Linked DNA regions of Mus musculus: regions 1 and 3 are each linked to region 2. The links are chromatin loops, found by intact Hi-C in ENCODE. Cell type or tissue: heart. All regions are shown on one strand. Links, peaks and the distances in the headings refer to the core of each region. The heading gives the core; the rest is flanking DNA.

Region 1 (10,130 bases), core at 2,581-7,580, 86 kb after region 2:
CCTTCTCCACCGCCATCTCCTGTTTCCTGGGGTCAATGACTCTCATTTTCTTGTCTTTGGATGCTGTGCAGATGAGACTACCGTTACAGCTCCAGCTCTCGTTGTAAATCATGTCTGAATGCATATCATCCAAGTTGATGAGGGCTTCCCCTGTCCCCACGTTCCAGATGATAATGACATTATCACAGCCTGCACTGAGAAGCACAATGTGGGCCGTCGGGTGCCAGGCCACGATGCCAACTCTTTTTGAGTGGCCTTCTAGAATCACCACAGGCTCAGTCAGGGAAAGGGTCAGTCCATTTTCTGGGATCTGCCAAACCATAACAATGCAGGCCTCTGAGCCGCTGGCGATAACCTGATCGTTATGTGGACACCAGTCTATGTCCAGCACTGGTCCTGTGTGGCCACACACTGTAGGGTAGGATTTGTCAATTTGTCCCGTCTTGTGCAGAGGGAGCATCAGGAAGGCCCCTCCCCTACTTGCTTCTATGATGATGGCCACGAATCTGGGGTTGATGGCGCAAAAGGAACTGTCCCAGGTGACTCGGGAGACGCGGATGTCATCATAGCACTGATCATTCTTCACCGCCTGTCCAAAGACATGCCGGAACTTGCTCTGCCGCACCACTCGCCGCATCGTGTCAGAGCCCGGGTGCCTGAGGCGCCACCGAAGTCCCTGCTGCAAAGCCCCGAGAAGCCTCCATCCATCCGCTGCCGCCTCCCGCCTGGCACTGAGTGCCGCGCGGGGGAGGGGCGCGGCAACCGCTGCCCAGTCCTTCGCGCAAGCGTGCAGGCCCTGCCCCCCTCAAATCTTTGAATTGGGTCAACAGACACTAACATTATCCAAATGTAATGGTTCTGAAATAAAACACTGTAAGATCAATCCACAGTTGCTATCTAAGTTTTGCTGTTACATATTTAAAATAGCTGTAAAGTTACTGGTCTATGGTGATAATTTATCTGACTTTTTTTTTTTTTTTTTGAGGCAGGCTCTAACTATGTAGGTTGGTCTCATAGTGCTAGGATTTAGGTGTGTGCTACAATGCCCAGCCGAGGGCATCGGGATGAGGGAGAAGAATTCAACCACTGGGCTTCCTGTTAGAGGACCAGTGGTGTTGAGCAGTGCCCAAAATGTTACTATTGATGTTCTGGGATGGAATCAGTTAAAGCAACAGTGTGGGCAGGGGAGGAGATGTTTCGGGAGTGAAGATGCTTGCCACAGAGCCTGATGATGTGAGTTAAGTACCCTAGACCCAGATGGTAGCAGACGAGAACAGGCGTGTCACTCAAGCTGTCCTCTGACCTCGACACATGATGGCATGTGTACATGCACACAGGCACATGTGTGAACATACATACAATAAATAATAAATGTATGTAATAATTTAAAAAGAAACACAGGCTTTAATGGGATGGCATGGCAGCTAGGCCTTCACCTTGGGCTCCTGATGTCAGCATTCGTATCCTTTGGAAGACACTTTCAGTCATACTTCAGTGAGTGTCTCTATTAAAACCATAGGGGCTGAGTGTGGTGTGTGCCTTCAATCTCAGTGCTACAGAGGCAGAAGGCAGAGGAAGCAGGAGGCAGAGGAGGCAGGAGAGGCAGAAGGCAGGCGGATCTCTTGAATTTTCAAGGGCAGCCTGGTCTACAAGTGAGTCCAGGACAGCCAGGGCTACACAGAGAAACCCTGTCTATAAATAAATAAATAAATAAAAAATAAAATAAATCTTTGTAGAGCTAGCTGTAACTCAGTTGGTAGAACACTTACTTAGCATGTATGACGCCCTGGGTTCTACCTACCTCCAGCACCACAGAACCCTTGGTGTTGTGGTACTTGACTTTAATTCTGCACTTGGGAGATGGATGCAGGAGGATCAGAAGTGAAGGTCAGGCTTAGCTTCAGAGCATGTTCAAGGTCGGTCCAAGATGTACAAGACCTTGTCCCCAAACAGCCTCTTTGTATAAAAGGATATCATTTTGTTGACACAACATTAGTTCTTATCTAAAGCAAACTCTCACCTCTCAAAAGCATCCCCAGAAAACATTTTCATGCTGCCCCAGAGGTGTAAGTTATTTGGTATAATTCCAACATCCCTGAACTCAAAGATTTTTGTGCTTGCTTAAAAAAAAATAGAGAGGATCAGCATTTCACCCCAAATATTCTCCACTCCTCCCCTCAATTACAGCACTGAGGAGCCCTTACATTGTCAAGGCTGTGCTTCCATTCAAGACACGTTTCCAGCACTCTAAAAGGACGAAGACTGTTTATTAAGTACAGTGTTTGAATCACATTTCAAATTACACAGAGAAAAGCCTCCATCACAAAGTGCTTCAGGCGTCAGAGATTTACCACACCAAACAAAATCACTTCTGCCATCAATGTGCTGGGGCAAGATCTAATTAACACGAGTCTCATATGCCCATGACGCTAGCAGGCAGTGGCTCTGCAGATTTTTCTCAAATTATCACTGCGGGATAGTTCCCAGTGCCCATAGAGGAAGAAGAAAGAGGGGGAGAGAGGGAGAGAAAGAGAGGGAGAGAGAGAGAACACACTAGTCCAGCTTAGCCTCAAAATTACTAGGTAGCTAAGCTGCAGATTGCATTGAACTTCCTGCCTCCACTTCTCAGGATTTGGAGTTCTGGCACACACTATCATCCTGGCAGCCTTTGCCTTATAAGGAAAGAGCTCAACTTTGTTTCTTGTTCAAATCTTGGAACTGGTAATAAGCTATCTACTCTACCTTTGGGGGAGCTCACAGCTGAAGGTGATGGACAACTTCCCTTTTCTCCTAAAATCCCCATGAAGACCCCTTTCTTGTCTTTGTGCACTTTACCAGTTACCCACTTGTAAGGAGAACATACATACATAAGACACAGCTCACAGTTTTTGTTGTTGTTGACGACATCTAACATCATATCTAAGAGCAAGTGGTTTGGAGCCAGAACTGAATTCAACTGTCCCAGTGAATACAACTCTAAAGAAACCATACTGAATGCTCTGGGTCTGTCTTCTCATCTCCCAAGTGGACGGATAATAGGAATTAACATCGCTGTGTGTTAAGAAGCAAACAGGCTAAGATCTGCAAATTTCTTAACACGGGAACAGGCATTCACCGAATGACAAATTTAATTATTAGTCTTTTAAAACTGCCTTAGTAACTGCTTTTGCCATTCAGTTACCATTACTTCTGTCTGGATGGATGGGTGAGACCAATTCACTCCCAATGACACCAAGATTTCTGACTCCTGGCTTCAGGATCCCCATCACCCTCCGTTGCCCTCCATCACTTTAAAGACTTTTATAGAATGGGATGCAGTATCCAGCACAAGAAGAGAATTCTCCTTGGTGAAGGCCAGTGCCACAGGACGGGAGAGGCCGTGAGTGATTATAGGCTTCAGGGCTGGGAATTCTTCGGGTTTCCCCAAGCAGACGATGGCTGGACCAGAGGTGTCAGCAACAATCACGTTTCCTTGGTGATCGAAGGTCACAGCAGAGGCAGTTACTTTGGAGGGGAAGAGGAGGTTCAGCCCGAAGCTATCCACCTGGCCAATCAGCTGCATAGTGGAGTTGAACACCTTCACCCTTGTGTTGTTACAGCCAGTCCTCCCAAAGGCACAAGGATGCTCTAGGACCGCGATGGCCCCCGTGAGCCATGACACTGCCAACCCACGGGGACTGCATAGGTGAGCTTGCAACCTCTCAATCCTCCGAAGGACCCCTTCAGGGAAATCCGCTTCCAGCAGGTGCAAAGTCCCTGCCTCTGCATCAGTCACCAGGACCCCATTGTGAGGGGTGATCTCCACACCCCAAGGCAGGGAAAACTGCTTTCCCACAACCAGCTTGATCTGGCCAAAGAAATCAAACACTTTGAGGGAGCAGTCGCCAGCGTCGGTGACAACCACATGGCAGTCGTTGGTGACGGCGACATCCAGTGGGTACTTCACGTCGTGCGCTGCGTCCCCCTTTTCTCCAAACTGGTGTGCACCTCCTCCTCCGGAGTCAAAGATCTTGACCCGTCTCTTCCCGTCGTGCACGACCACTACCCGTCCGGTCTTGGGGCACAGTGCAAGCCCTGTGGGGTTCACTAGGGTCCCCCACCCGCCGAAGGCGTGGTAGCAGGTGAGAGTCCCCGGCGCGAAGGGGGCGGCGCTGAGGGCAGCCGGGGACGCGTGGAGGGTGGAGCCCAGGAGCTCCAGGAGGTGCAGCACCGGCAGGCAATCGCTGGTGTCACAGGCTCGGCAGGCCCGCCGGCAGAAGGGACACTCGAGGCCCAGCGTCCGCGGGTGCGCGAGAGCGGCGACACAGGCCAAGCAGACCACGTGGCCGCAGGGCAGGTTGCGCGGGCGCCGCTGCTGCCAGTGGCCGAACCTCTCGAAGCACACCTTGCACTCCAGCAGGCTGACCTCCGCCTCCCGCACCAGCTCGGGCCGCACCCCAGCCGCTGCCACCGCCGTCGCCTCCTCCCCCATTGCTCCCGCTGCTCCGCTGCCTCCGCGCAGCCCTCAGTCACGGCCACGGTCACGGTCACGGAGCGGGGCATGCGCTCTGACGCAGGGCGCACACTGCCACCCCCTGGCGGACGCACGACGCAGTCGTCCGCATGCGCCGTGCGCAGACCTGGGATAATCACGTCACGGGTGGAAGATTCCAGGATTAAAGATTGAGACATGTCAGCGGGTGTGGGGGCGGGGTGTGATGAGTGGGTCTCTCCGTGTCCTCCTGTAAGTGACAGCTAGTCTCTCAGGGATGGTGCCCAAACGGACTGCCAGTCAGCTTCGCTGGGAGGTGGGTACCAGGGCTAGACAGGAACAAGACATGGCTCCTAGTCTCTGTATAGTAAGATTCTGAAGACAGAGACACAAGAAAGAAGATAACTTCAAGGGGCAGATGTGCATTCCTCTCTGCTGTGTTTTTTCCTTCTTGTGAGAAGGTAGCTACGTAGACGTCAAAGAATTGGGTGTGATAGTTGTGATGCCGGGACTCAGGCGGCAGAAACAGGAGAACAGCTGTTGGTGGTTAGTTGGAGGCCAGCCTAGGCTACAGTGCCTAAAAAAACAAACCCCCAAACCAAAACAAACAAAAGAATACTTGTGAAGTGGGTTTGTGTGGAAGGGATATTTTGAAAGCTGTTAGCTTTCTCGCATGGTGGTCTACATAGTGAGTTCCAGGCCAGTTAGAGGCACAAAGGGAGACCCCGTCTCAAAAACAAACAAAACAACAACAACAAAACTTGTTAGTTAGTAGCAGTTATAGAATTCGCTCGTGCCTGCCTTCTTTTAAGTGGTTTTCATTCACTTTTATTTAAGCCTCATGGAGGCCGTGATTGGAAGGCAGGCAGTTTGACTACACGGCATCTCACTGATCATCAGATATGGTTTTGTATGACAAATGTTTGAGTCTCCTTGGCAAAGGCTTAACTGCACCAGTGTGGGCTGAGGGGCACTGTGAAGGGGATTATAACGTACAGGTAAGTTCGAGCCAGCGGTTCCTCCCTGCAATGCCTTCCATCCCGAGAAAGATTGAAAGTAAAGGGGCTGAAGCGATGGCTCAGTGGTAAAGAGTGCTTGCTGCCCTTCTGGAGGACATGAGTTCAGTTCTCCGCACCATCTGTAACCCCAGCTCCAGGGAATCCAGAGTCCCCTTCTGGTCTCCATGCATTTGCAAACGTGTGAGATACATTCACATAAACATATACACCTGCAAATAAATAAGTATAGGAAATATTTCAAAACTGGAGAAATGATTGACAATAAAGATGATCGTGGAAGTATCCTAATCTTATGGTCAGTATAATCTTCCGAAATCCATTGGGGGTATTCAAAGCTCTCATTTTCGGAGTTAACTGTCTTACATGAACAAGGTGCTGGCCAAAACCATGTATTAGAACATTCTTATTCACAAAAAGGCTGTGATCATGATTGGTTACCCTCTTGTTCCATAGACTTCCAAGAAACTGGAGGACTCAAGCCTGTGTTAACACTCTTCGAGAGAGAAATTCTTTGGAAGGCCAAGGAAAACAAGCAGTTTTTTTTTTTCTTTTTTAATCAACTACTACATATCTCAGAGATTGAATGTTAGACCAGAATAACCAAGCTGATACTATGATTTCAAAATGCATTTCCATTCTAAATAAGACACCAACTAAAATAATATCTCATAGAAAGTTTTTTTATTAGTAATTTAAAAAAACTGTTTTTTATTAGTGTGTGTGCACGAGGCTGTCTGTGTGTCTGTGTGGACGTCTGTGTGAACCTCTGGAGGCCAGAAGAGGATGTTAGATACCCGAGAGCTAGAATTATAGGCAGGTGTGAGCCACTGAATGTGGGAGGGTTCCTAATGTGGATTCTCCAGACTGGGCAGCCAGCGTTATGTAACTATTGAGCAACCTCTCCAGCCCCTCAGAAATAATAAGAAAATAGATTTATTTTACTTTTTGTGTATAAGTGTTTTCTCTACAGTATGCCTGGTGTCATAGGAGGTCGGAGCGGGGCTGTCGGTTCCAGGAAACTGGAGTTACAGATGGCTGTGAGCCACAATATGGATCCTGAGACTCAAACCCAAGTCTTCTGCAAGAGCAGCAAGTGCTCTCACGTTAAGCCTTCTTTCCAGCCCCTCAGAAACAGTTTTTAACTCGGGAAACACAGTCTGGATACAAAACTGGACTATTTTTAGAACCAGTCTTGTGCAACAGAAATGTAAGGAAACCCACATTTTAAAATAATTCCCTTGTATCCCCACTTTTAAAAAGTTGAAAAGAAAAACAAAATTTAGTTGAATTCTTTGTGTCCAATCCATCCTTTGGACATTGTAATCACCTGAAAACATGAATGGAGACATTTTAACACTCATTTTGTATAGTGAGTAAAGTCTGGTGTGTTTTACCTTCAGTGTGCATCTATCTAATTCAGATAAGCTAACTTCCACAAGTGGGGCTGGTGGCTCCCACACAGATCATGACAAAGGCAGAGCCGTCCTAGGAGGTGTCATCTTTTAAAGGTATTTCCCAGACTGACCCTGATGGATCCCTTACTTGTATCTAACTCGTCTCCGCTCCAGCATTGCACCCAAACTATTCAAAGACCCCGATTCATTGCTGACTGCAGCTGAGCTGTGTCCTCTAGAGATGTCCAAAGGCTTGCTGCCTGCTGAAGCTCCTTCTCTGCCTTCTCAGGCCTTTGCTGCCTCTGAGAGGCTACAGGTGGCACTACACCATGAGCACTGCTGGCTAGGTTGGGCAGCTTTGCAGCAAAGACACTCAGTTTTCTCCTGGGGTTTACTATAAAGCACTTAACTAGGAGGTTTGTTTGTTTGTTTGTTTTGAGTCAGGGTCAGCTCATGTCGGCTTCACGCTGGTTATGAGGCTGGGGCTGGCCTTGAACTCACCATCCTCCTGCCTGTACCATCCTAGTCCTAGGACTACAGGTGCTTGCTACTATGCCAGCCCAGATATTAAGTTAAAGGGATGGCATGTGATTGGCAGTTAAGGTTTTTCTCAGCTCTGCAAAGCTTCCAGCTTCAGGAATAGCAAACAAAACCAAGGTCTGAGTCCCACAGTTTAGGGGTCTTGGCAATGTTAATCTTCAGACTTTGCCTCCATCCCATGGAACCCGCCAGTCTCTGCTCTGTTGTCTCTACCAGCCTAAGCTGACAGCCTGGTCTTTCTTCTGTCGGATCAAGGATACAGAGTCTGATTGACAGCCTGGTCCATCTTAAAGCTTGCGCTCTGTCTTCATCTCTTTCTATTGCTTTTGTCCCTGAAGGGACACACTGAGTTCTACCTCTGGTTTTGCTCAACTCTGGACTGCACCAAGCACAGGCCTCACAGGTTCGCACTTCGTTTGCCGGGTGAATGCCATCATTCACCCGGAGGTCAGGAGGAAGTGTACAAGGACTTACCTCGGATGAGACGGGGCACACCCTTAATCCCAGAGTTTGGGAGGTAAAAGCAGTCATTCCTTCCTAAGTTCCAGGCCAGCCAAGGTTACATAGGGAGACCTAGTCTCAAATAAAGAAATAATAAAGACCTTGGGTTAGGTAGGTGACTCCATGCTAGAGTTTGACACTGATGGGTCAAAATATAATAATAATAATAATAATAATAATAATAATAATAATAATAATAATAAAAAAAGTTTGCTTTTGAGAGATATTTAATCACTCAGAAGGTCAGAAGAACTTGAGAGGAAGGCAATAGAGATGTACCATGGGGCCTGTAGTGAGAGCATGTGTTTGTAAGATCACAAGTATGTAAAGGCAGACCAGAGGGGGCTGGAGAGATGGCTCAGTGGCTAAGATGCTCTTCCAGAGGTCCTGAGTTCAATTCCCAGCAACCACATGGTGGCTCACAACCACCTGTAATGAGATCCGATGCCCTCTTCTGGTGTGTCTGAAGATAGCAACAGTGTACTCACATACATACAATAAATAAATCTTTAAAAAAAAAAAGGCAGAAAAGATGAAGAGAAAGCATTCCCCTCTTTGCAGTGATGTCTCTAGTGCAAGGGTTTGGTTGCCCTTGTTTGTCCTTGTTTGTCCCTGCTAGACTTTCCAGGTTTTCAGATATTATGATTATTTTGTGGTACTACGGATTGAACCCAGGGCCTCACATACACTAAAACACTCTACCGTTGAGCTATATCCCAAACCTCATACATTATTATTTAACATTTATTTTAAAATTTTTATTTATGTGCTGTGTGTTATCTGCATGTATGTGTGTACCACTTATGTGAGGGTATTCATGATGGAACAAAGAAGGTATCAGAGGGGCTAGAGAGATGGCTCAGCAGGTAAGAGCACTGACTGCTCTTCTGAAGGTCCTGAGTTCAAATCCCAGCAACCATATGGTGGCTCACAACCACCTGTAATGGGATCTGATGCCCTCTTCTGGTGTGACTGAAGACACAGTGTACTCCTAATACATAAAATAAATAAATCTTTAAAAAAAAAAAGAAGGTATCAGAGCCTCTGGACCTGGGGTTACAGGCAGTAGTGAGCTGTCTCACATGGGTGCTAAAAACTGAACTCAAGTCCTCTGGAAGAGCAGTGCTTACTCTCAACCACCAAGTCACTGCACCAGCTCCCAGCAGGTTATTTGTATCATTTAAGTATAAGTAAATGCTCAACTCTTACTTTAAAATACTGCAGCAGGCAGTGGTAGCAAATGCCTTTAATCCCAGCATTTGGGAGGCAGAGGCAGGCAGATCTCTGTGAGTTTGAGGACAGCCTGGTCTACACAGCAAGTTCCAGGACAGTCAGGACCAAACAGAGAAACTGGGTCTCGAAAAAAACAAACCAAAAAGCCAAAGCCAAAGCCAAAGCCAAACCCTGCTTCTTATGGCTACCCGCTCTTCAGCACGCAGCAGATTTTCAGGCAGATTTTTTAAAATGTTACATATCAAAGTTATACAAAGTCAGAAATGGGGACTGTATGCTGAAAGCAGAGTGACCATGCTTAAGGTTCACATACTTGAATCCTCTTCCAGGCCAATTATTATTATTTTTTAAATTTATTTATTTATTATATGTAAGTACATTGTAGCTGTCTTCAGACACTCCAGAAGAGGGCAGCAGATTTTGTTACGGATGGTTGTGAGCCACCATGTGGTTGCTGGGATTTGAACTCTGGACCTTCAGAAGAGCGGCACTCTCAACCACTGAGCCATCTCCCCAGCCCCCAAGCCAATTATTAACTCGAGTGGATTTGTAATCTGTTTGCAAGGAATAAAACCTTAGATGACACGCGGTAGAAAGCAGGAGCCGTATGAGTTAAAGACAGATTTAATAAAAGCATCCAGAGCCAGGCAGTAATGGCAAATGCCTTGAATCCCAGCACTTGGGATTAAAGAGTTGAGTTCGAGGATAGCCTGGTCTACACAATGAGTTCCAGGGCAGCCAGGGCTACTAGGAGGAACCCTCTCTTGAGAAACAAAGCATCCAGAAATCTTTCTTTAAAAAAAAAAAAAAACTCTGTCTCTGTGTCTCCGTCTCTATGTCTGTCTGTCTGTCTGTCTGTCTGTCTGTCTCTCTCTCTCTCTCTCTCTCTCTCCCCGTCTGTCTGTCTCTCTGTGTGTATCTCTCTGTCTCTCCACTTTGCTTGGACATGCATGCATACACTCGCATGCCACA
Region 2 (10,130 bases), core at 2,829-7,828:
TAATAAAGCCAGAGAGGAAGGCAGTAGCACAAAAGCGACCTGAACCCAGGTCCTCAAAATGATTTTGTAACGTGGGAGGCTGACTCTTAGGGAATCTGCCTTGCTAACTTTGTATGACTGTCGGTAATTCTTAAAAATCTCTTGAGTGGAGAAGCCACTCTGGAAACATCCATCATATGATATGTGAACTGGAAGACACACTGCAGTTCCCACTTGACCTCCCTGCCTATGTTCACCACGTCCACTGTGTGTGCAGTATAGAAAAAAACCAGGTAGAAAATGAACAACTTTGATGACGCCTTACTAAGGCCTATGTTTTACTCAGTTTGCCTTTGTTGTTGTTGTTGCTGTTGTTTCTCAAGACAGGGGCCCTCTGGGTAACAGCCCTGGCTGTCCTGGAACTTGCTCTGTACATTAAGCTGGCCTCGAACTGGAAGAGACTGTCCTGCCTCTGCCTCCTAGGTGCTCAGACCAAAGGCCTGTGCTACCATTTCCAGCTTTCTTTTCTTTTTTCTTTTTTGTCAGAATCACACTACATAAATCAGGCTAGCCACAAGCTCTCAAAGGTCTCCCACTTTCCGAGGTCTGGGATCCCAGGCCTTTACCTTCTTGGCTGAGAATAGATGCAAACTTCACTATGATGCTTAATTTCCAATTTACTGACAAAATTATAACAATATCTCCTAAGGAACGTAAGTTTGGTTTTTTTTTTTTTTTTTTTTTTTTTGCGGGGGGAGGGGGGGGGGGTTCGAGACAGGGTTTCTCTGTGCAGCCCTGGCTGTCCTGGAACTCACTCTGTAGACCAGGCTGGCCTCGAACCCAGAAATCCACCTGCCTCTGCCTCCAGAGTGCTGGGATTAAAGGCGTGCGCCACCACTGCCCGGCAGGACCTGTATCTTTAAAGACTGCTCTTATCATCCAGGGTAAATGTAAAGAAACAAATGTGTCTTCCTATATTGATATTAAAAGATATCAAAGCAAGATATAAGCTTCTCTGTGTATGTACAGTTATGTTCATATACTTTCAGAAAAAGGAGTCATAAATAAATGGGTAAAGAGAGAGAGACAGGCCTGTAATCCAGCACTTGGAAGACAAAGGCAAGAGGGTCGAGGGTTCATGGACAGCTGCTACTACTTAGCATGTTCAAGGCTAGTGTGAGCTGCGTGAGACCTTGTCTCATAAAATGCAAATAAGTGAAACAAAATCAGGAAGGAAAGAGAACAGGGAGGGGAGGGATGCTGCCAGCAGGGTTGAGAAGACGACTCTGCATGGCATACAGCACGACACACCCCACACATATGGCAGACGGGATTCTCATTCAATCTGCGCCCAAGGTAAACTGCTGCGTCAGCATGTCCCACTCCTCACCGCACATTCCGCCACAGAGAACTGCCCGGAAGTGATCTGTGGCAGCAATGTTTCCACCTCCCTTAATAAAGGACTTTGACCTCACCCTTGCAAAGTGAGCCTATATACGAGCAGCCCGATGCCAGCCAGCTGCCTCCGCACCTGCACCGTGGGTGGCAGCTATAGCTCCTTGTGTTCTCGTCATATGGCAGCTGTTATGCGCCAGGCGCTGTATGGGGCCTCGGGCACAAGGGGAATCAACACAAGGTACCTGGCTTCATTCAGGGAGTACACAGTCTCCAGCAAGACAGAAGTGGGAGATTTACAAATGATACAGTGTACACAAAGGCCAAGCACACACCTCTGCGATTACCACAGAGCGTTGAAAATATTTTTCCTCTTCCTTCCCACAGCTCTCCAAGGCGAGGGCCTCTGGCATAACTGCCGATTTGCAGTTGTCTTCGGTTCCCTTGGTCAAGCCTGGGACCGACAGGAATTCTGTGTGCGCCCAAGAACAATGCTACGTGTTTTACAAGGAACAAATCATGTGGGTCTTAGCATTGTAGATTGACAGACCAAACGTGGATCGGCTATGAACCTGGACCTATGCAGCGTTCTAATGCTGGGATTTCAGCATCAAGACAAACATCTTTAGTCTGAGAAGTCGTCTGATCTTTCAGTCTTCACTAACGCTGTCCCGTAAAAGAAGGTATGAATGCAAAGCCTGTTTCTTTTCCTAGAAGTCGATGGATTTACTCCACCTTGTTCTTACTGGTAACACTGAAGACTTTGACCCAGTAACTCTGAGCATCTCTGAATGCGTGGGCAATCTTTTGCAACCTCAGAAAAACACTACTTCTCAATCTGACAAGTTGCCAGCATTTATTTAAGGACCTCTCACTTTTCAGACCTAAGAATTCCCAGAAGATTTCACTACGGTCTCGATATTCTACACACTCACCCTTGCCCTGCTCCAAGCTCTATCCAAAAAAACACGGACGGCACACATGAATTGCAAATATACCATAAAGCACAGTTGTGACTACCAAGCCACAGCCCAAGGGAGGAATTGTTTCTATTTTTAAATGCACTGTTGCTTTAAGGGGAAGTTCCATGAAGAAATACGAAACCAAGCTACAGAGTGGACATCAAAATGTACTTGGTGTCTTCGTTTCTGGCAAAGACGGTCGTCCTAACCTGAACGGAGCACCCTTGTGTTGATTCCTCTCTGGTCTGGAAACCGAACGGCCAGTGAATACACGGCCAGACCCAGAGAGGGCCGGTCAATCACACGAAGAAGAGTTCCATCTGTCAGCCCACAACCAGAGAGCACCCCACAGTTCAGTCCTATTCTTCCAGCTCCGGATAGGGGTCTACCCGAGTCAGCACGCCAACGGATAAATGTCCAGGTCACATTCCACGGGTCCTCACTTAAAAGGATCTAACACAGCGGCCCAAGGAACGACCATGTGATATTTTAGTGTTTACCACCGACTAGCCAGAGTTATCAATTCTCTTCAAATCCCACCAAACTAAAGCTTTTCCTATAGACAAATGGCAAGGTTTTACCTCACTCAACAGCAGGCAACAGTGGCATTCCCTAGGGTTTAAGAGTGACAAGGAGAGCAGATGCCATTGGTTGGGAGCACATGCCTACCCTGCCTACCGGTCTGGGCTCCATACCCTGGAGCTCAGAATGAATGAATGAGTGGATGAATGGATGAATGAATGGACACACCCACTCATGTACAACAAACACATATATGGTTAAAAGTATTAAAAGAACGGGGCGGGGGGGGGGGGTTGAAAAGCAACACCAAGCCGGGGAAACTGAAGCCTTGGCTTCCTAGGAGAAGCTAAAATAGTCTACCTGTTCCCCCCAGGCTGCCTTGGCGAACCAGAGCCAAAGAGATAGTCTTCTGAAATAATATGACAAGATCCAGCTTTGAAAGACAAATAAAATAGTGATATGGCATAGGCACTTATTTAATTAGTTTATTCAACAAATTTACTAATGCCCACCATAAAATATACCTTTTATACTATTATCCATATGCCTACATATACTGTAAAATATTTTAACATGTCCAAAAATACTGTCCAAGGATACATCCATTACTGTATGTAAAGATCTATACACATCTTTAAGATAACTTAGCCATTAAGTTAGTATAAGAATCTGCTATAGTGACTATCTGCTAGGAAATGCAGAATGTTTGCGAAGTCAATGGAGCACTCTGGGCTCAATACAAAAAGGAAAGAATTCCCCATTCTTATCCCTCATAACAATCTGACCCCCAAAATTAGCAAGGCTGGGCTGCAGTGGGGTATGATTATAGAAGGAAGCAGCTGCCTCGCTTAGCAATAAAGTAACAAACCCTACTCACAATTGGGTTTCAGGGAAACTTTAAAGAGCAAAAATCCACTCATTATGGAGCTCATCAACCAACAGGTGACTTTCAGGGTCAAACTCGTACTCATTTCCAAGCCGAATCGGAATCCCGGTTTTCTTTTCTATTTTTATAAGGTCCTACAATGCCATAACGAATGAATCCCAACCAATTTCTTCTCAGGGGCTTACCATAAAAATGCCAAATATTCACACTATTTTAGGGCGTTTTCCCATACCATTGCATGGAACACAGTAGAATTAATAAGGATCCCACAGTCAGGACTTTTCAAATGCAAATGCCTTGCCATCTAGAAAATGCAGCCCCTTTTAACATTCCCCCATCCCAGTGTCTAAACAGCTCCGTATCAGCACTCTGTCTGTTTCCTCGAAAATCAAAATTCCCGAATTACTTTCAGACACCATCTCAACTCACCACCTCCAACAACCTACATACAGATTTTAAATGACCCTAGCCTTGTACTTGGGTGTTTGATTTCTTAGGCTCCCAGCCCCCATTTCATATACAACATCCTAAGCAGTTCTGCGAAAAGGGGCAAACAACGTAAGAATCGCTGGAGCTGAACTCCATCAATAAGGCCTTGGATTGGTCATTTGCACGCTTCAGATAACGTCTTTCCTAGGTGTTAAGATGTGGCCTGGGCTACACATCTCCATCCGGTCCCTTCACGTTCTAGGAGCCTGGAAGCCAGAGTGCTGACTCTGGCCAGGGTTCCCTGCCTGGGAGACATCGCTCTGGATGAGAGGGGACAAGAAGTGATGGGCACAAGGAGGGGAGGGGACCCTGCACTTGCAACCGCTTTCCGCATGAGCGTGGGACAAACTTGAAGCCACCCTTGCTAACAATGGGAGAGCGCACTCGGTTTTTCCGGGCTCAAACTTGGCAGGAGCCGCCGGGATGGGATTTACCTTTCTCCCTGCTTAGTGTTGGAAGGAGGAGGGTGCAGGACCGTCTGGTTCCCTTCCATCTCCACCACGCACTTGGTGTTCAGTTCCAGCTCTGAAAGCACAGGGGCAGGGTGATGTTGCAAAGTGGAGCATCCGCGGCCGCAGCCGGCGCGCGTGGCTCAGTCCGGGCAGGCAGGGAGACGGCGCCCCGGGCACATAGTGGCCGCGGCCAGAGCCTGGGCGCCGCCTCCACCCGGGGCCACGCCGGGCCACACCGGTGTCCCCGATCCCCGGCCGCCCTGCAGTTTGCAAAGTTGCCCCCCGCCCTCGGCCGGAGCAGAAATGCAAAAGGAGCTGGGGAGAGCGGCTCACCTCTTCGGTTCATGGGCCGGACCCGGACGGCAACTTTTACCTTCGTATCCGACATGTTGGCGGCGCGCTGCTCCGCCCGACGCGGCCCCTTCAAGCGCCGCGCCGCCGCCGCCGCCGCAGCAGCAGCCGCGCGCCCCCCGAGCGCGGCCGCCGCCGCTCCGCCGAGAGCTCCGAGACGCAGCGCCGAGGCGCGCGGGCCATCCCGGGGGAGCGCGACGCGGGGCACGGCCGGGCCCGGGGAGGGGCGGGCGCGGGGCGGGGCGCGGCAGCGGGAGGAGGCCGCGGGCCCAAGCGCCGCTCTAGCCGCTCGGGCCGGGCCGAGCGCGCAGCACCGCGGCCCCTCGCGGCCGCCGGGAGCCGGGCAGCGTCGCCATCTTCCGCTCCGGGGGCCGCGCCCGGGCTGTAAGGCCGCTGCAGACCGGGAAGGGGCGCTTTACAAAGGCGAGCGTCTCCGGCCTCAGGGCAGCCGGGACACGGGAAGGGACGCTCTGCAAAGGCGTTCGGGCTCCGGGCTGCTGGGCCTGGAGAAGGAGCCCCTGGCTTCCCCTGTTCCTGAGCCTGCGGGGGACGTCACAGACACCTCCTGGAGCTCGAGTCACCTTCAGGGGCCGCTGTCACCCTCACAGCCGGGGCCCTGGGGCGGTCTGGGGGGCATTGGAGAGGGTGCCGGGTGCGCAGGCCTAATCCACGCTATCCTTCCGCCTCCACTGACATCCACAGCGCACCGCCCCTCGGCGCCCCACACCGAGCTTTGCCGCGGTGTTGGAAGCTCTTTGTGGGGAGCCAAGGCTAGACATGAATTTGCAATGGACCACCAAAACCGTGTGTTTGTAAATACGGCGCTCATTTTCTTTCCCTTGCGCCCTTGTAATGGGAGGGATCTAGATGGCCGGGAGGGTTCATTAACTCTTACGTAAGAAAGGCACAGCAGCGCGATCCGCGCTTTTGCCAAAGCCAGACCTCCCAGCCTGGGCGGAACCGAAGGAAGCGGATTTGCTCTGTTTGGTTCAACAAGTGCTTGAGGGCGGCGCTTCCGTGGTGCCAAGGCGTTTTTGAAAAGTGCTCCAAGTCTTAACAGTTTGGATCCGGTGGGGAATCTCACTATGGCATGAAGGTCCAAATTCACTCATTCACGAACTGCTTTATGGGGAGTTTTATGGGGTGCTTACTGCGTGCCGTACTGTAGAGACCACACACAAGCAGGAACAACTTCGCTGGCTCTGGTCTCCAGAAGCCACACTGAGGGAGGAGAGATACTTATTATGGTAAACCACGTGTAGCAGGTGGTCTAAATAGGAGGGATTCCGTCTGTCACCAACTGGTGCCCCGTGATGCGACTGACTTGCACATGCGGTCTACCGCTGTACCACTGAGTCACACCTCCGGCTCCCAGGAAGCCTGACTTGAAGCAGTGCTTCCGCTGCTGTTCCTTAGTCTCTCTCACCTTGATTCTGGCGACCAACGAACTCAGGTCACCTCGGAGGGTCATACAGCAGTCTGCCTCCTGGGTTCCTAGTGCTACCCGCCTTCTCTGTCCCTCCATTCATTCCGCTCTTCAAATATTTCTCTCTCTCTCTCTCTCTCTCTCTCTCTCTCACACACACACACACACACACACACACACACACACACACACACACACGACACGACAGACAGTTTTGTAGGCTCTTGGCTAGAGGCCCCGAGCTATTTCTTCCACAGGATTCACAGGCCCCTGAGGCTCGATTCTCACCTTTGGATTACTGAGACATCCTCTTACTAAATTCCCTAGCTTTACTTCCTATATATACTCTTTCCTGTATCCAACAGCCAGGAAATTAAAATTCTATTCTTTGATTATGTATGTTCTTGTATTTTTTTTAAATCCCTCTGGCTGGCTCTATTGAATATTACCTCTTATTCTCAAAATTTGTCTGCTTCTTCCAGAGCTCTTTAATAAGCAAGGTGTCTTCCCTATGCTAAATTGTTGTTCTGGCACTTTCCAACAGTTGCAATTTTAGAATGTTGGGTATTTTAAAAAGATACATCCAGGGCTGGAGAGATGGCTCAGCAGTTAAGAGCAATGGACGCCGCTCTTACAGAGGACCTGGGTTCAATTTCCAGCACCTACATGCCAGGCATCTCACGGAACCAGTTCATAATCGTCTGTAACTCCTGGTCCTAAAGATTCTATATCCTCTACTGGCCTCCGAAGGCACTGTACACACACATGATGCTCAGACATATGTACAGGCAAAAATACCCTTACACATAAAAATAAAATTGTGTGTGTGTGTGTGTGTGTGTGTGTGTGTGTGTGTATCCAAGAGATCCAAGAGGCTGAGAGTCAGTAGTCAGTTCAGGGGTTAAGGATATTTGCTGCTCTTTCAGGAACACCAGCACCCAGCTGCTCTCAACCATCTGTAACTCCAGTTCTAGGGGATCCTATACCCTCTTCTGGCCTCCTCAGGCTCACAGACATACATACATTCACACAAACATCCATATGCCTAAAGTGAAAATAAATCCTTAAAATATACATTGAAGCTCTATTCCCCCAGAGCCTGTGGGTACGACTTCATTTAAAATAATGTCTTTGCAGAAATAAGATGCAGTCATACTGGGTTAGAATTCATTCTTAATTCAATGACTAGTGCTATTGTGAAAGGGGGGGTGGTGTCCAGACACACACATATGCAGGAAGGAAGCCAGGGAGAGAGAAGATAAGACTAGACAGATGCAGCCAGAAGCAGGGGACTGCTAGGAGCTACCAGAAGCTAGAAGAGGCAAGAAGGAATTCTTCCCTGGAGTCTCCAGGAGAAATGTGGTTTTGCTAGCACCTTGAGTTTGGAAGTCTGGCCCCTAGGAGGTCTGGGGAACAAATATATTTCTGATTGTTTTATATCACCGTGTTTATAGTATTATACAGTGACAATTTTAAGAAACAAGGGTAAGAAGCCAGACATGGTAGAACACACTTATAATCCCAGAACTCCAGACACTAAGGCGGGAGGATCACCGAGAGTTCTAAGGCAACCTAAGCTGCAGAAGGAGAACCCCGATCTCAAAAAAAGAAGAGAGAGAGACTCCTCCTTACCCATGTCTATGTTCTTTCTCATTCTGTACTAGATCATGGAAGTTTTTAGCGACGCTGGGAATTGAACCCAGGACTTTAAGCCTAGCCCCATCATCGATGCCTCTAGTTCTTGAGAACTTGTCTATCTGTTCTAAATGAAGTCAGTGACTATTTGGAGTTTCAAACTAATATGACGGGGAAGCGTCTCTTTAATTCATTTGCAGTCTTCTCTCCATTGAGAGGACCGTTGTAGGCTTCCAGATGAGAGGCCACGATGGCCTGAAGAAAGTCAACAGTATTGCAAATGGAGCAGAAGAAACAAATTGGAGGCAGGGTGCTTACTGTGGAGATGAGAGTGGAGTGATTTAGCAAGCCACAGGATGTGAGGCGTGAAGCAAGCAGAGGAATGCACAATTAGGAAAGACCCTAAGTGGATAAGGAGAGGTCTTAAGGTGGGAGGGGTGTGGTTTAAGTGTGGCTGGTTAAACAGTTCCACTGTAAATGGCCCTTCCTACTCCGCCAGCCTTCTGGGACCTGAAGAGCCTCATCTACTTTTTACCCCGTCAAAGAGTTTACTAAATACGTGCATTTCAGAACCAGTTTATCATCACTTATACCTGCTCCAGAGCTCCCAGGGACGAAGCCACCAACCAAGGAGTATACTGCATATGTAGCAGAGGATGGCCTTGTCAGGCATCAATGGGAGGAGAGGTCCTTGGTCCTATGAAGGCTCGATAGATGTCCCACAGTGTAGGGGAATAGAGGGCAGGGAGGTGGGAGAGAATAGGTAGTTGGAGGAATACCCTCATAGAAGCGCTGGGGGTGGGGTGGGGTAGGGGGGTTCTGGGAAGAAGGGGAACAGGGTAAGGGGATAACACTTGAAATGTGAATAAATTTTAAAAAATAAATTAATTTAAAAAAAAGAAGTATGTCTGGGGAAGCTGGGAAGTGGCTCAGTGGTTAAGAGCATTTACTGCTCATACAAAGGATCTAGGTTTGATGTCTAACAACCATGTGATGACTCACAGACATCTGCAAATCCAGTTCCAGGGGATTTGCTATTCTTTTCTTAACTCTGCAAGAACTGGGCATGCATGTGGTACACCTATATGCATACAGGCAAAATACTTATACACATAAACTACATATATACTAGATTCTAAAATTTAATATATTTATTTAAAATATTTATATGTATATATGTATATTATTATTTGTGCATGCATTCCACATCAGTGAAGGGGGCTAAGGAGGCCAGGATAACACATCAGATCCCCTGGAACTGGTGTTACCAGCATCTCTGGCAGTTCTGGGCTGTCATGCTGCAGCTGGAAACCAAACATACATATATATACAGGCTACTGCCAAGCCTGAAAACCTAGGTACCATCTCCAGGACCTACATGATGGAATGAGAAAACTGATTCCTCTATCACATGTGCCTATACGCACACACACAAAACACACGAAAATAAACATAATAAAAATAATTATGGCTTTTAAGAGTATCAGTGTGTCTTTGAAAACCTTCTCACCTCTTCTTCCGTACCCCCCAAAGTTGCCCTGCATCTTCCACTTGAATCTCCAGTTCCAAGCATACCGCTGTCAGGTGACTCGTTTGAACGTTCCGTTCTCAGAGAAGGCCTCTGTGAGGAACCACATTTGTCCCTCAAGAACTCTCAACTGGTGCTCTCAGTGCTGTTCGTCACAGCTCTACACTTCCAGCCTGTCTCTTCACACAACACATCCTTCAGGTATCTGCAGGTTCACGTTCCTCTGCAGACCTCTGGGAATCAGCACGTGATGTTACATAACAGCTCTGCTGCTCCCCGCAACCCCACTCCCCCACCCCCACCCCCACTCCGCCCAAACTTTAGCAACTCTAAATGACAGTCACCGCAGCCCTCCCAGCTCCAGAGAGTAGTGAGGAGGTCCGGCTCTAGTTTTATCATCAGTGCGTACAGAGGGAGCTGGAACAGCTGGGGGAGGGGCGATGTAGCTGAACAAGGGCCTCTCACCTCGCTTTCCCTCTATGGCCTCTCTGCATAGAGTTTAGAT
Region 3 (10,130 bases), core at 2,242-7,241, 91 kb before region 2:
ACTCCATGGGCTGGCATCCGTCCTGGACTGAATCAAAAAGAGAAAATGAGCTAAGCAGAACCGCTCATCGCTCTCTCCTTCCTGACTGCCCACACAGTATGGTCAGGGGCCTCTTGCTCCCTGCTATGCTTGCCCTGTCCTCCGGAATTGTGAGCCAAAAGGACCCCTTCCTTCCTCGACCTGCTTTGGCCAGGGTACTTGATCAGGACAATAGAAAAAGTAACCAAGATGTTGCCATTCACCAGTTCACAGATCCACCTCATCTGTGCTCCTGCAGGAGGACAAAGGCAACTTCTCTTTCACTAACCCTAGCCAATCTCAGCTCCTGCGGCTTCTACCATGACCTACACTATCATGGAGTGGGACAGAATAATTATGACATGTTTAATAAACATTCAAGGTGGCATGCGCTTTCTTCACATTGATTATCAGACAATGAAGAGAATTACATTATACTTCCTTCCCCCTGGTTACTAGAACATTCGCTCCCACAGCATCTGCAGGCACTACTGGCTTATATACTATTTCCAGCTCTGGAATGAGTGCACCCGGATGTCAGAGATGGCAATCTCATTATCTTTGTAATCCCAGTGCCTAGTATAAAGTGCTTAATAAATATCTGTTGAAAGATGGGAGTCAGTTTAATTGCTTCATCCTCCATATATTTGCACATTCAAACATAACCAACTGCGAGCTATTGGTGGCGTGTTTCTCTCTGACGGGAGGCTGGATGGGGTTTCAGCATTGCCTTGCAGTGCGTCCAAACTTCAGAGTAAGACGCTTCAAAACCTGTCACAAGAGACTAGAACTGACACTTCAATCACGGGGCTGCCAAAAAGTGAGATTCTGGCAACGTCAAATATTGTTGAGCTGTAGAAGTAGGCGTCGCTTATAAACCTCTGCTGAGAGAATCATCACAAGAGGCCATTTGAAAGGAAACCCGAGACTGGAGTGAGCTCAGAGGTTAAGAGCGCTGACTGCTCTTCTAGAGGACCCTGGTTTGATTCCCAGCAACCCCAGAGCAGATCACAACTGGAACTCCAGTCCCAGGGGATTCACTGCCCTCTTCTGGCCTCCTTGGGTACTGAATGCAAGCGCTGCACAGACACACATGCTGGCAAAACACTCATACAGATAAAACAAAATGAAAGGAAGCCGGACGGGAAGGGGGTAAGACTCCATTCTGAGCCACTGTGCGCGCATATCTGAGCTGCTCTCCTCACATGACCTCGTCAAAGATGTTTTGGCAGCACTGTTTAACATGCTAGAACCTGCAGCCAAGTTAAGTACCCAGCAATAGCATGAGATTGTATGCCTTAAATGTAAGCGTTCCAGAATGAAAAAGCATATACTTTAAAAATAAAAAATAAAGTACTTACACGTGTCAACAATTGTAACAAGAAACATTATTGAAGAGGGGAAAGCCATGCCACAGTAACTATGTAAAGACTTAGACATTATAATGCACGAGTCACCCACACAGAGAGAAGGGGGCGGGTTAAAGTTTGCAAAATGAATCGAAAAAAAAAAAAATCCAAATTTACATCGCCTTTCCTCTCCCTTTCTAACACCTACCATCCAGTACAGCGCTTCCTCCTGACACGTTGGTAGCACCCACAGATTTTAAAAGCAAACAGAATTTTAACAGCCTTGTCTAAACACACAGTGCGTTGTGAGGTGTGTGTGCACACAGCCACCAACAGCATGGCTTGTCCGCGTCACTGTCTCTGACACACATACTTGAAATACCGCTCTTAAGTCGCAGTCTGCTACAAGGCTCTTGATCTCCCCCCATAAGAATATCAGTATTTTCTCCTGTTTTGAAGGGGCCTTCCTTACTCTCTAAGCACTCTGGGCTCCGATTCAAAAGACAGGCCAGGCCTTAGTCTTGAGTCAAGCCTTGGCCTAGGCAGGATGCAGAGTAAGCTCAGCTGTGCTCAGGCTTGGTAGAACTGCCCGTGGTCCAGACTCAAGCCCACTCTAACGCTGTATCAGCCCAAGCAGATGACCATAGCAATCCCGTTTGCTCTTCCACACTGGTCAAACACTCCCTAGGAAGGAGCAGGGACAGGTGGGACAGGACTTCTAGCTACTGGACCATAATCCACAACTTCAATTCTGCAGACTTGGGGAACAAAACCAAGAATACTGGGTTGGTTTGCATTCATCAACTTGATTGGCTTTAGACTCACCATGGAAACCCACCTCAGGGTGTGCCTGTGAGGGTATTTCCAGAAAAATGTAACTGAGGAGGGAAGGACTCACCTCGAGTGTACCAGGTAGCAGCATCTCCTGGGCAGAGTAAAAAGAAGCAAGCAAGCTCTGCATAGCACTCACCTCTCTCTGCTTCCTGACTTCTAACATCATGTGACCAGTGCCCCCCTACGTCCTGTCACCATGCCTTTCCCACCATGATGGATGTAGCCCCCTAAACTGCAAGCCAAATAAACGCTTTTCCCCACTAGGGGCTTTCTGTCAGGCATTTGGTCACACAACAAGCAAAGTAGCTGATGTAAGTGTGAGGGCTTGGACTTGTCCCCCAGCGTTCACTGGCTGGAAACTGGACCCCCGGAGCAGGAGTATCAAGAGGTGGTAGGGCCCTTTAAGAAAACACTAGGTAGGTCACAAGGGTTCTATCTTCATGAATGGGGAAATGTGGTGATCACAGGGGTGAGTTTGTATCACAGGAGTGAGCTTGTGCTGAGGCCCAGGATGGCCCTTGTCCCGCTCTCAAGCCAGGAACTAGTCTGCCTGTATTTATGCCAAGAAGGAAGAGATGGCTTCCCTATCCAGTTGGTGTCTTTATCTGTAGTCACACTTTATAGATTTCTATTCTAACTTTAGATACACAGGTATGGCAGGTGACCTATAAATATGATGACAGGTGACTGGGGTCAGAAAGACTGTCATCTGCCAAGACCTCGTCGCTGGTGAATATAGCCAGTCAGGAGCTCAGGCCTCGGACACTGGTGATCAATCAGCCGCTCTTGCTCTTGGTCTCCATGGTGAGCTTAAACTCTCAGAGCCTATCTGGAGCTTCGTTTGTGTGTTTCCTTGTTTATCTCTCATTCTGGCTTCAACTATTAGACTATGATGTCAAGGCCCATTGCAGCTCTACAGAGCATAAGGCATGCGTCACACATTCGTGTTTGATGACAGAATATAACCCGAGCTTGTCACATTTACACTTACCTATTGTGTGGATGTGTGGCTGTGTGGATGCATGTGTGGATGTGTGGATGCATGTGTGGATGTGTGGCTGTGTGGATGCATGTGTGGATGTGTGGGTGCATGTGTGGATGTGTGGATGCATGTGTGGATGTGTGGATGCATGTGTGGATGCATGTGTGGATGTGTGGCTGTGTGGATGCATGTGTGGATGTGTGGATGCATGTGTGGATGTGTGGATGCATGTGTGGATGTGTGGATGTGTGGATGCATGTGTGGAAGTCAGAGGAGGAGACAATTCTCGCACCTTTTCATTCTGTGAGGTTTGGGACTTGAACTCAGGTCATCAGACTTGGCAGCAATCACCTTTACCTGCTGAGCCATGCCATCAGCCCCGTGGCTTTTCATATTTAATAAAGTTTCATTCATAAGTGGGATATGAGAGAAATTTGGAAAGCAAACAAATGTGTGCGCGTGTGTTTATAAGTGTTTATACACATAAATGCATAAAGCGAATGTTTTCGTGTATTTCTGGAAAGAAAATTTTTTTCTCCCTTCCATCTGCAAGTAACGATACTAAGATGCAACTAGGAAAACAGTAAAATAGAAAGAATTACTGTGAAGCTTATGTGTTTTCAGAAATCTACAGCTAGGTTCCTTGAGAGACCGGAATACATTTTATTATAACTTCACATCCCAGAGAGAACTTATTCTTTTTAAGACAAAAATAATGAGTATTTCCTTCATCTATGTGAACATTTTTTTTAAAAACCTCTTATTTAATATATATTTTCAACTATCGTGTGTGTGTGTGTGTACATATGAGTGTGTGAGTATGTATGTGTATGCATGTGCATGCATGCAGGTAGGTAAACTTTCAGGAGTCAGCCCTCGTCCTCTACCCCGTGGGGCAGGAGATCAGACTCAGTTTCCCAGACTTGGCAGCAAGCACCTTTACTCACTGAGCCATCTCAGCGGCCCCTATGTGAACACCAAGCTGGCCATCTTAGGATTCTGATATAGGCATCCCAGCCCCACCCTGCAGACATCTCCGTTCGCTTTCATTTCCCAGGATTTACAGTTTCCTACACTTTCCTGCTGACCGCCATTGCAGGGATTCCCCAAATTAAACACGAGGCCTTCTCTCTGACACCCGTCACTGCTGCTCATTATCCTGACTAGGCCAGGTCAAGAAGGAAGAAGACCCCATTTTTAAAAGACTTATTTATTTATATGAGTACAATGTAGCTGTCTTCAGACACACCAGAAGAGGGCATCGGATCCCACTACAGATGGTTGTGAGCCACCATGTGCTTGTTGGGATTTGAACTCAGGACCTCTGGAAGAGCAGCCAGTGCTCTTAACTCCTGAGCCATCTCTCCAGCCCCAGCTCACTTACTCTTAACGTTAAGTAAATAGGCTGTCTGAGTTCTGAGTCACTTTATAAGCTGGCTGGTACACCCCCCTCCCTTGCTTCTTTCCTGAATGCATGCTAAAAACATCAACTGTTGGTCCATCATACATGTTATCATATATGCTAAAGACATTAACTGTTGGCCTATCACACATGTTCCAAGTATTTTTCCCAACTCTGTCATGCAACAGTTTTGTTATTTCATATTCAGATATTAAAGAGCATAGCTAGATGGCAGCAGTGAGCAAGTTCAGCAATAGCCCAGCAGGTAACAGCACTTCCCATCTGATGACCCCACTTTGTCCCCTGTGACCTACATGGTGGGAAGAAAGAACCGATTCACATATATATGCAACGTAATTATATATATATATATATATATATATATATTTTTTTTTTAGCCAGGTAACCCTGGCATGGTGGGAAGAAAGAACCAATTCACATATATATACAACATAAATATATATATATATATATATTTTTTTTAAAGCCAGGTAACCCTGGCTGTTGTGGCAAGCTGGCCTCGAACTCATAGATCCACCTGCCTGCCTCTGCCTCCTGAGTGCTGGGGTTAAAGGCGTGTGCCACCACTGCCCAGCCCTAAAAGCAAAACTTGTAATACTCAAATCCTTTCTCTTTCCTTTACAGTTTTTGCTCACAGTTTTCACACACAGTTTTCACACGGGAGTTTGCTCACATTTTCGTTTAGTTGTGAGTCCTGCCTCTCCCTGGTGGAGGGGCTCTGGGAAGGCCTCATGTCTTAAAGTGGCAAATGCTGAGCGCTCTTTCACTTGACTGATGACCAGGATATCAGGCTGGTCACAGAGGCACCAGCCACTGTGCCTAGCTAGCGAAGAGCCTGAGATGGTTTTTAGTCATTATCTACAATGAGTATCATCTTGTCATTAGTTTGGTGCAAAAAAGGAAGTCACCAGCTAGTCACCGTTCCTTCTGTCTTGCCAGAGCTCTGTACAGCTTCCTAGTTTTAAAGATGACAGTAAAAAGGATGAGACAGTGGACAGCAGTCCTCAGAAAGGAATCATTGTTGCCTGTTTTTTTTTTTTTTCATAGCTTTCTTTGTGGTCTCACTGATAAATGTAAGGAGGGAGTGTTTCTCACATTAGAGAGAGAGAGGGAGCATGCTAGGATCCAGGATAGGCAAACTAGTCCCCAATCGTTTGCAACATTAGGATAGAACGTTGCAGTGGGAAAGAACACGCTATAATGAACAGCAGCAGTAAAAAAGCCAATGGGACCAATTCTATGGACTTCTCATTATTTCCCCACCCTGACGCTGTGTGAATGCATGAGCCCTGGGCTGCAGTTATGCTCAACCAATTCTTTTGTTCAGTCACCATCAGGGAATCACTATTACAGGAAGAATAGCTGTGAACGTAGTCAAGATCCCAACGGTTAACCAAATCTTCACAGTGTACCATGTATCCGTGGAGCAGACTCTGCCCTCATCAACAACAGTCTCTGCAGGCAGCGCAGGGATGGCTTCGCTTCTTTGCTCTGTCTTAGAACACTGGACATCCCAAAGACCCACACAAAGACCCATGGTTGACCCAGATGAATGAAGGTCTTTCTTTCCCCCTCTGTAGTACTGGGGGCTAAACGTAGGGTCCTACATGCTAGGTAAGTGTTCAACCACTGAGTTCCATTCCCAGCTGCGAGGGTTTTTCATTAAAAAAAACCTTCTGTCGTGTTCATGTCCGTATTTTTAAAAAAACCTTTCTCAGCCTAGGAAAGAATGACTTAGCCGCTGCTTCTGAACCCTGGCTCACACACACACACACACACACACACACACACACACACACACACACACACACACAAAAGGCAGCTGTTTATGCTGCATGGTGGGAACTAGGGAATTCAAACACTGCCTGGGCAGATCTCATAAAAGATGCAATATTCCCACCCTGAATGCTTCCCAATTACAGTTTACAGTTTACACGCAAGCAGAATGGAGTGCTGTTTGTCTAGGCAAAGGCCTACAGGGAGGTTCAGAAGTCCTGTGGGAAACAGGAGGATCTATGGGTATTTGTTCTCAACCCAGACAGACAGAGCAAAGCTACAAGACTGCCCAACCCAAGAGGCCCGTGGCTTCCTGGCAGAACCCGTGTCAGGGAGGCATCTTTGGAGACCGCCCTGAGCTTCACACACCCGCTGCAGTGAACCCACAGGGCATGCCGCATCTGACCTCACTGTTAATAAGCATGGCCAAGACGCCCTTTTCCTTCAGGGTTTATAATCGCATCTCTGATGACCATGTAGACAAGTTATAAAACCCGGGCATGCCCAGTGAGACATGCAACACGACGTCAGAGCAGTAACAGGAGCTCCTGTGTGGGACCTCTGCAAGCTGAGTCACCCAACACTGAGTCACGGATGATACGGATCTTTGAAAAACCAACACCGCCAGGTCTCCCTACGTGGGCGTCACCTGACCCCTTGGGAACAGCAGTAACGGCCTCCCAGCCACCATGCTAGGTCTTTACAATTCAGGGTCTTGACAGCAATGCACTAAAAGGAGTCAACTTGGAACAAGGGAAAAGACAACTAAGTCCTGTGTCCAACATCTACCTACGGAACAGACAGGATGGACCGGGGCCTAGGAAGTAGGATAATGAAGAAAGAGGGTATGGTCCAAGTTGTTTATAATCCACATTTAAAAAAAGCACCACCATGGACACAGCAGAGTGGATAGAACTCTTCAGCAGGGTGCGGCACAGTATAGACTTCCACGAACAGAATATACTTCTACGTGGGAGAGTATAGGATCTAAGATTGGAACGATGTTATAGCTTAGGTCTTTAATGTCTCCAAAGTCCCACAAGTTAAAGATTGCTGTCCAGGGTAGTACTAGTGGGAAATAGTGGAGTTTTTAGATGGTAAGAACCTAAGTGTGTAGAGAAATCCTTGGATTATTGGGGGTACGCATGAAGAAGACTTAGAACCCCAGTTTTCCCTTCTTTACTTCTTGACCTTGAGGTTAAAGGTTTTAATCTACCTTGCAGCCAGTCATTATACCCTGTCTTTTATCTCAGTACCAAAGCAATGGGGCCAATCAGCCATGAACTGAGGCCTCCAAAGCTTTTCTCTCTATGTAAGGTTTGATCTCAGGTTCCCTATAGCTACGGAAGCTAACCAATACAAACCCAACCCGAGATCAAATTGATCTCTTAAGCCCCTTCTTTTCTTCATCTCTTTTCCCTCTAGAGTTGGGCTGGCAGGAGCTTGGCTGTGCATTTGTGAGCTGCAACTCCTAGCCCTGCTTCTTTATGAAGGTGCTTTCTCCTCTACACAGGGCTGACAGCCACAGTAATTTTGATGACTCTGAACTTGGCAGGGGCTCAGATCCAAATCTGAGCACCTGGATAGTACAAGAATGGACAGGTCTCGCTTGCATACCTCAAAGGGAGAAGAAGGCCTTATTTGAATGAGGTTTAAGCAAATTCCTTCCTCAAAGGCCTTTGGCGTGGGGAGTGCAGCTCACAAAATTTCTCACATCCAGAGACTTCAGGCCATATTTAAGTTGAATGAAACCAAACTCTAGTTCAGATAAAGGAACAAAGACGTTAAGCCTACACCTGGAGGTGCAAATTTTAATTTTTCAATCAACTTCAGAAGTTTACTGTGAAGGGACCTGGTAAAGAGAACTTGAGAAACTGGGCCACGAAGTGAAAGCAAGCCTCAGGCCACTTTCCACTGTGGCATCCAAGTGCTATCAGAATGGCCGTTCAGGGAAGTGTTACTTGTACCATGGTAGGGAGTGTCTTACCCAGACAACATTTCCAACCCAGGGACACTGCTAGGGCTGGCATGAGCTGGCCGTTTCTGTTGTTGTTATTTCTAGATGAAGTGGCTGACTCACAGGGAAGAGAGCCAAGGAGCAAAGAAAGCAAGATCGACTGGGGAGCCTGTCTCCACACGAATGGCTGCTGACAAAGAAGCGTCCCTCAGCTCTGACAGCATTTGACAATGATTCTCTCCAGTAAGGTAGCCGGCTCAAGCTTCTGTCCCTTCGAGAGCTCCTGGCTGTGGTGGTCTTGGGGAAATGTGTAAATAGTGCTCAGCCGAGCACCTGGGCTCAGGAGTTTGGACAGCATCTGTCTGGAGAGAAGATTCAGGTACTAACACTCCCAGCTCAGTCCCACACCACGGCTTCTTAACAGAACCACTCTAGGGCTCAGGGAGACGAGACATGTCCAGGACAGGAGTCGAATCCATACGTCATCGATAGAATGTATCCCTGTTTTTATGTCATCGATAGAATGTATCCCTGTTTTTATGTCATCGATAGAATGTATCCCTGTTTTTACGTCATCGACAGAATGTATCCCTGTTTTTATGTCATCGATAGAATGTATCCCTGTTTTTACGTCATCCATAGAATGTATCCCTGTTTTTGTTTCCATTCACATTGGTCATTGCTTTTACCTATAAAAGGTAGCAGGACCTTCCCAAACCTCTATTTTTCTTCTCTGTGAAATGTGGACAACAGTATTTCCTATCTGACTCTACCTTCTGGTCATTCTATCTGCCCCCACATACACACATGCAAAAGGCTCAACACCATGCCGGGAAGGAATGTGGTATGTGGACTGTATTTTATACTGTGGTGACAGTTATCTGCCCCTCTGAACACAGCTATGTCAAACTGTTTCTGGGTCAGAAAAAGGAAACATGAAAAAGTTGGGGTGAGGAAGGATTTAAAAGGATATCTGGAGGCAGGGCTGTGCGTGTCTGTGCACACAGCACCCTGGGTCCCAGCTCCAGTGCAGATGAACCCTGTCATGGTGGTGTACGACTAGAACCCAGCACTTGGGAGGTGGAAGCAAGGTGGTTAGAAGTTTAAAGTCACCCTCAGCTTCAAACACAGCAAGTCGGAAGTCAGCCTGGGATATACGAGACCCTGTCCCCAAATTGAAAAGGGGCCTGGGGGTAGGGTAGAGAAAAAGACACATTATATAATAAATATATGCTATAAATGTAAATAAACATATATGTCTACTTTAAAGTTCATAACTTGCTCATTCATATTTTGGGCATCTTTACCAATTGAATTCTCCTGAACTGAACTGCTCACTCGTGTCCAGCTCTTGAGATTCACAGATATCAATAACCTTTATTGATATAAGCCTGATCCCCAAATCTTCTACCAGTTGAGGTATGATCTATAAAGAGTCAGTCGTACTGGGTTCCAAGTTGGTTTATATCAAATGGATGTCTTTGTGATTATATACTTTAATTAAACAAATGAGTTTCTGGGTCATTGAGATGGCTCAGCAGATAAAGGGGCTTGCTGCCAAAGCCAGACAACCTGAGTCCCACTTAACGGAAGGAGAGATCTGACTCCAGCAAGCTGTTCTCTGATGTGTGTGTGTGTGTGTGTGTGTGTGTGTCCCCTTTCTCCCCTCTCCCCCTCTCCTCCTCTTTATTTTTAATAAAAAATTCTTTAATAAGAAGAATTGTTGATCTTAAGGACTTAGGACGCTCAGGATCTTGATGAAGCAGATTCTCTAGAATGGTCACACGTGTG

The links. Peaks named below come from ENCODE experiments on the same cell type or tissue, not always from the same donor. Only the 100,000 strongest peaks of a DNase experiment are listed, where the experiment ranks them.
Region 1: it touches region 2 in a loop (6-fold over the local background); 16 of 42 quality-filtered maps call a loop at or near these places.
Region 3: a loop joins it to region 2, with 5 times the contacts of the local background. A loop is called at or near these places in 14 of 42 quality-filtered maps.

What each region holds. Positions count from the first base shown.
Region 1 is chr13:47,010,309-47,020,438 of GRCm38, forward strand. Nhlrc1 (NHL repeat containing 1) reads right to left here and starts at 4,542. Exons shown (of 1, transcript NM_175340.4): 1 at 2,249-4,542. The coding sequence starts at 4,471. The coding sequence ends at 3,266. It also overlaps the pseudogene Gm5790. In heart, for the core only: a CTCF peak has its summit at 7,196; DNase peaks (open chromatin) are centred at 3,643 and 4,573; H3K4me3 peaks cover 1,332 bases; H3K27ac peaks cover 917 bases.
Region 2 is chr13:46,924,549-46,934,678 of GRCm38, forward strand. It overlaps Kif13a (kinesin family member 13A), which reads right to left and starts at 5,170. Exons shown (of 38, transcript NM_010617.2): 1 at 5,019-5,170; 2 at 4,668-4,758. The coding sequence starts at 5,073. In heart, for the core only: CTCF peaks have their summits at 4,563, 5,440 and 5,650; DNase peaks (open chromatin) are centred at 4,803, 5,443 and 5,963; H3K4me3 peaks cover 3,639 bases; H3K27ac peaks cover 3,104 bases.
Region 3 is chr13:46,833,936-46,844,065 of GRCm38, forward strand. The region is part of intron 4 of Kif13a (kinesin family member 13A); the gene reads right to left. Among named protein-coding and RNA genes, the nearest start is that of Gm22960, 64 kb to the right of the region's middle. In heart, for the core only: a CTCF peak has its summit at 4,793; no DNase peak of the experiment used is centred there.